Linked DNA regions of Homo sapiens: region 2 is linked to region 1. A link is an interaction called in ENCODE POLR2A ChIA-PET data of the cell type or tissue named here. Cell type or tissue: PC-3. All regions are shown on one strand. Links, peaks and the distances in the headings refer to the core of each region. The heading gives the core; the rest is flanking DNA.

Region 1 (2,924 bases), core at 228-2,727:
ACCAAGATAAGTGACACAGTGCTTAACATAATTTGGCCCTATTTATTATCCTTTCTATGTAGACTCTTGGTAACTTTTTATTTTATTTATTTACTTGTTTGTTTCTTTACTTATTTATTTTTATAGAGATGCAGTTGTTGGCCAGGGTGGTCTCAAACTCCTGGCCTCAAGCAGTCCTCCCACCTCGGCCTCCCAAAGTGCTGGGATTACAGGCAGGAGCCACCATGACCAGCTTGGAACTTTTTAGTGCAACTCTTTTCTATCAGAGTGAATTAATTAATCCATCTCTTTGGAGTGCTACTGCTCTTTCTCTGTGGGGATATAGATCTTTCTAGAAGCACTACAGAGACAGCCCTCTCCATTCTGGACCTCCAGCCTTAGTGGTCAGGGAGAAGCGGAAAAAGGCCTCTGAAGGGAATGTCTTGCATTAATAGGGTTTCTAGAGGAATTCAGATATTGTTGGTCTAACAAGAGCAAGCTCCTTTTTTATGCCTCTGCTGTGTTAACTTAAAAAAAATACAATTTATCAATTTAGAAGAGTAGAAGAGGAGACTTTATTTTTTACAAAGGGTTGTAGCCAGCAAGGTGGCCTTTCTGACAGTCTGGGAAGCATAGTCTGTGGCCAGAAGCCAGAAACAGATACTTCAGAGGAGGGCAAAAGGAACAGGAATGTATGCCAAGTAGAGAGGTCAAACATACATATTCAATAAGCTGTAAAAGGAGTCATGAATATTTATGAAAGGAGAAACGTGCACATGCACAACTGAGCTTCCTGCTTCTTCTCCATGTTCAAAAAATGGCATTGGGAGGGGCGCGGTGGCTCCTGCCTGTAATCCCAGCACTTTGGAAGGCTGAAGGGGGTGGATTGCTTGAGTTCAGGAGTTCAACACCGACCTGGGCAACATGGCAAAACCCTGGCTCTACAAAAAATACAAAAATTAGCTGGGCATGGTAGCATGCATCTACTCGGGTCCCAGCTACTCGGGAGGCTGAGGTGGGAGGACTGCTTGAACCTGGGAGGTGGAGGTTGCAGTAAGCCGAGATCATGCCACTGTACTCCAGCCTGAGCAACGGAGGAAGACCCTGTCTGAAAAAAAAAAAAAAAAAAAAAAAAAAAAAAAAAAAAAAAAAAGGCAGTGATCTGAGGGTGGAGTTTTCAGTCCTCTAATGTCACAAAGTGAAGCAGAGGACATGAAAACCCTTACTGTGCATTCTCCATGGACTGGCCAGAACCACTCCATGGTCTGTGGTCTCAGGCAAAACAGTAGGGGCAGGCGGGGGGATGGTTCACACCGGTAATCCCAGCACTTTGGGAAGTGGAGGTGGGCAGATCACTTGAGGTCAGAAATTTTGAGACCAGCCTGGCCAACATGGTGAAACCCCATCTCTACTAAAAATATAAAAATTAGCCGGGCCTGGTGGTGTAGGCCTGTAATCCTATCTACTAGGGAGCCTGAGGCAGGAGAATCACTTGAAACTGGGAGGTGGAGGTTGCAGTGAGCCGAGATCATGCCACTGCACTCTACCTTGGGCGACAGAGTGAGACTCCATCTCAAAAATACCAAAAAACAAACAAACAAACAAAAACAAAAACAGTAGGGGCAGTGTTGGGTGGTTGGTTCACGTCAGGGGTAACATGATTTTAAACATGATTTAAATGTTTAAATCAAGCCAATAATGATTATAACTATTCCATTGGCTTTAACTTTTGAAAGTGTTGAGTTCTGTTAGGCCCTTAGGGAAGAAAGCCCAATCATGGTTGGCAAGGAAGGGAGTCTGACCCCGGCTCCCATCAGGGCCGAGAACTCTGTTTTCAACGTTACTCAGGGGTCCCCTTGGCAAAGAGATGATCCATTCAGTCCGTTGGAGGCTTGGAGTTTTATTTTTAGTTTACCATTGTTTATGTTGACAAGTTGATTGCTGTTTATGCTATTTGCAGTATGTATAGGTGTTTGGGTCACAGAATCTTAAGAAATAAATATGGACAGTTATATACTGTAGAGAAATATATTCAGAAACATTTGTTTCCTCTCTACTCTATTTTAAATTTGAAGTTAGCCATTTGCTGATTGTGCCATTACATTACAGTTGTAAAATGCAAGTTTAGATACATCTTCAGACACAAACATTTACAAAGCACACTCCAAGATACAACTTTGCACACTCCCAAAACATAGTGACTATTGCTATTTATGGAACTCTATGTTGCTGGTTATAATATCCACTTTGAAATTTCTCATTTTATTCTTTTTTTAAATTTAAAATATTCTCAGTTATTCATAGTCTTAGCCAATCAGTATTTATGCAGTTAAAGATGACAGCTAAAGAAATATTTTAGTTCAAAGGATTTTTATCTTTTGTTTCATTTGGTTTAATTATCTGGCCTCAAACAACTTAAATTCTGGCAGCATTGCTCTTACTCTAGTTCTTAGCCTTGAAAACTTCTTATATATGTCAACTATGTAAATAGCTTTACAGTATCAACATTCTTCTTGTAAGTTCAACAACTTTTATTGACTGGCAATGTTTTATGTAAATTGTAGAGTTATGTTGAAACTTATAAGGCATCTCTTAAATGTTTAAATCAAGGCAATAATGATTATAACTATCCCATTGGCTTTAACTTTCTGCCAGTAATTGTAATTATAATTTTAAAAATCTACATTTATTTATAAAATTTTACCTGGGGGTGTAAAAGCCTTCTCATACTCTATTAAAAAGACCATTATATGCTGTTAAAATGAGTCATGCTGAAATCATTGCTTACAAAGGGTTCATCTAAATGATAATGGGTATAATAAGGAAGTTACAACCTGGTAGTAGAGGTCTTTTTTTCCATCTGGCAAATCTAATAAAACGTGAAAAGACATTAAGTCATGAACAAACACCCAATTAGAAGATCAAATAAACTATGGCCCTAATTT
Region 2 (2,924 bases), core at 134-2,633, 86 kb before region 1:
AATCCCCCTCCCTTTCCAGGTGTTCTCCCTGATCCGGGAGAGAATTAACTAAGAGTCTGGTATCTTTTTAGGTCTGATAAGAGCTCTGAAGCCTGCCACCTGGAGGCTTCATCTGCATGATAAAACCTTCGTCTCCACAACCTTATCTTAACCCAGACACTCCTAGGTCTTTAGGTAACAACGCTTTTAACCAGCTGCCAAAAAAAATTTTTTTTGAATCCACCTATGACCAGAAACCCCCACCCTGTCACCCTCCTTTCAAGTTGTCGCACCTTTCCCAATGGAACAAACGTACATCTTACGTGTACTGATTTATGTTTTATGCCACCCTAAAATGTATAAAACCAAGCTATAGCCCGACCACCTTGGGCATATGTTCTCAGGATCTCCTGGAGCTATGTCAGGGGACATTGGTCACTCATATTTGGCTCAGAATACATCTTTTCAAATATTTTACAGAGTTTGACTCTTTTCGTTGACACCATATTAATATAAAATATTGAGTCACTTATCTATTTCCTATTAATGACTAGAACAGGATCTACTAGAGAGATGCACTGAAGATCTGGAGTTCAACGTGAATAGAATGGGAACAAATGCTACCTACACAGAATAGTTCAGCCCCATAAATGATTCACGTCTTTTTTTCCCCTCGGTCCAGTGTCTTTTTTTTTTTAACTAGAAAGGAAAATCAAAAGACAAAAGCCATTCTTCGTACATTATGTAATCAAATGAATGTCAGCAACAGATGTGTGTCCAAATGAAACATTTACAAGACAGTTCACAAAAGGAGCTCATTTGGATTTTACTTAAGCCAAGGGCACTATAAAACTCTAATTTTAAAAGAACTTTAAAATCCAATTGCATTGGGAAATTGTCTTTAAAGATATATTTCCTCGCTGTATGATTCTATAATTATTGCTGGGAAATCTTTTGGAAAATATTGATAAAGTCTAATAATGTTGGAGGTATCTTTGTGTATGGTAATGTGGAATACATCTGTTTCCCCAGATTTAACTTGAATTCTCAAACAGCAAGCAGAAGTCCTACTATACAGCTATGATTCAGGATCTGTGCAATGGGATCTGTGCTACCATACTTCAACAACAACAAAAATCAAAACAACAAACATTTTGTGAATGCTCAGTACTTTTTTATATGCATTCTGGCAAAGAAAAGTATGAATGTTCTTAATCTTTCTCAAAATAGACCTGCTCAAAATAAAACATATTTTTATTTTGGCATAAAATATAATGGCAGACAATTTTTAGATAATATATATTAAGTGTCAAGCTGTATAGTACAGAATACTGTGACATGGCATAATAAGTTTTCAGTAGAAAGAACTGGATAAAGATTGCAGTAATTAGAAAGGCATAAAAGGGCAAAGTCAGTTGTCAAGAACTACGAGGAAAGCAACTTCAGTTAAGGCACAAAATGTGAATGATTTTTGTGGTTGGTGTGGCCCAATAATCCTGGACACTGAGAGAATGAGTGCCATGGAATGTCAGTTAAAGTTAAAAACTTCCTAGTTATTAATTTGTCCCTGAAATTTAACTGGAAAAAGTGTCTTTATAGTAATTTTAAGATTTAGAATCTCTGTATATTTTTCTGTTTGTATGCCTACAATGGTACTAGGCAATGGTTCTAAGACAGATTTTTTTCTTTCACATTTGAACATTTCTTAAATCAGGGTTCATCTTACAGTCAATTAAATATCATAGTTTGACAGCAGGACAAAAGGATAGCAGTTGTGAGGGGTTTTTTTGTTGTTGTTGTTTGTTTTTAAGTTTTTTAAGAGACAGGGCTTCACTATGTTGCCCAGGCTGGGCCTTGAACTCCTGGGCTCAAGTGATCTATTGCCACAGCCTCCTGAGTAGCTGGGACTACAAGCATGTGCCACTACACCTGGCTTTGATAATAGTTCATTGGTTTATTCTGATAACATGCCTTCACTGTTTGCTATCTAACCAATACAAACACCATCAATATTCTTGAATGAGATGGCAACACCAAAACTGTGTTTTGCCCTTTGGAATAAAAAATGACAACATCCAATAACAAATAAAAAAGAAAAATTAATAATAAAATAACAGTCACATAGGTTAATTGTGGTAGTATAACTTAATTTAGAATACGTAAAAATAATATTTGCTAAGCATTGGCAAAGCCATTTCTTTTTGCGTTTTATACTACAGAAGACACTGATAAGTTTCAACCTTCAAAATTTTACTTTAGAAAATCAACAAGCAAGAAAATGAAGTCAAAAACTACCTTTTTCTCTTCTTGAAAAGCAGTCCAAAGCAAAAAAGAAAATAAGAAAAAGGTAAACTCTTATCTTGGATAAAGTTTTATCTACGAGGCATCTTTACCTGAATCTCAATATGTGAGGACAGAAAGCAAATGAGGAAATACGAAATAATTTGTCAGAATACAAGAAGGTAAAACCTTAGTGTTGAGAGAGAGAAAAATCACTAAGAAGAAATTTGACTTGTCCAGCACAGCCCTAGAAACACAAGAGGAGCAGGTGGGGAGCCGAGATAAGAGGCTGATAACAGGAGGTTGTTTTCTAGTTTGCAAAGGGCAGTTAAACCCCCAGCTGTCACCTGAATCAAGCAGACAGGACAGTAATCTCTCCTACACTAGTAAAAAAAATAAACAAACAAACAAATAGAGAAAATGAGCTAAAGAAACTGTAGGCTTGGGGATGCTGGACACAGAGTGTCAGAGGCAATTGAACCTGAGCAACTTCATCTTAAATAGGAGCTGAGTAAAATGAGGCTGAAACCTACTGGGCTGCATTCTCAGATTGCTAAGGCATTCTAAGTCACAGGATGAGATAGGAGGTCATGACAAAAGACAGGTCACAAAGACCTTGCTGATAAAACAGGTTGCAGTAAAGGAGTCAGCTAAAACCCACCAAA

The links. ChIA-PET counts read pairs that join two places held together with the same protein. Peaks named below come from ENCODE experiments on the same cell type or tissue, not always from the same donor. Only the 100,000 strongest peaks of a DNase experiment are listed, where the experiment ranks them.
Region 2: POLR2A ChIA-PET joins it to region 1 with 12 read pairs; 2 of 35 experiments call an interaction of 5 or more read pairs at or near these places.

What each region holds. Positions count from the first base shown.
Region 1 is chr6:119,121,835-119,124,758 of GRCh38, forward strand. It overlaps a transcript of FAM184A not described here. Among named protein-coding and RNA genes, the nearest start is that of FAM184A, 45 kb to the left of the region's middle. In PC-3, for the core only: no CTCF peak of the experiment used is centred there; no DNase peak of the experiment used is centred there; H3K27ac peaks cover 561 bases.
Region 2 is chr6:119,035,552-119,038,475 of GRCh38, forward strand. The region is part of intron 1 of FAM184A (family with sequence similarity 184 member A); the gene reads right to left. Among named protein-coding and RNA genes, the nearest start is that of MIR548B, 32 kb to the right of the region's middle. In PC-3, for the core only: no CTCF peak of the experiment used is centred there; no DNase peak of the experiment used is centred there.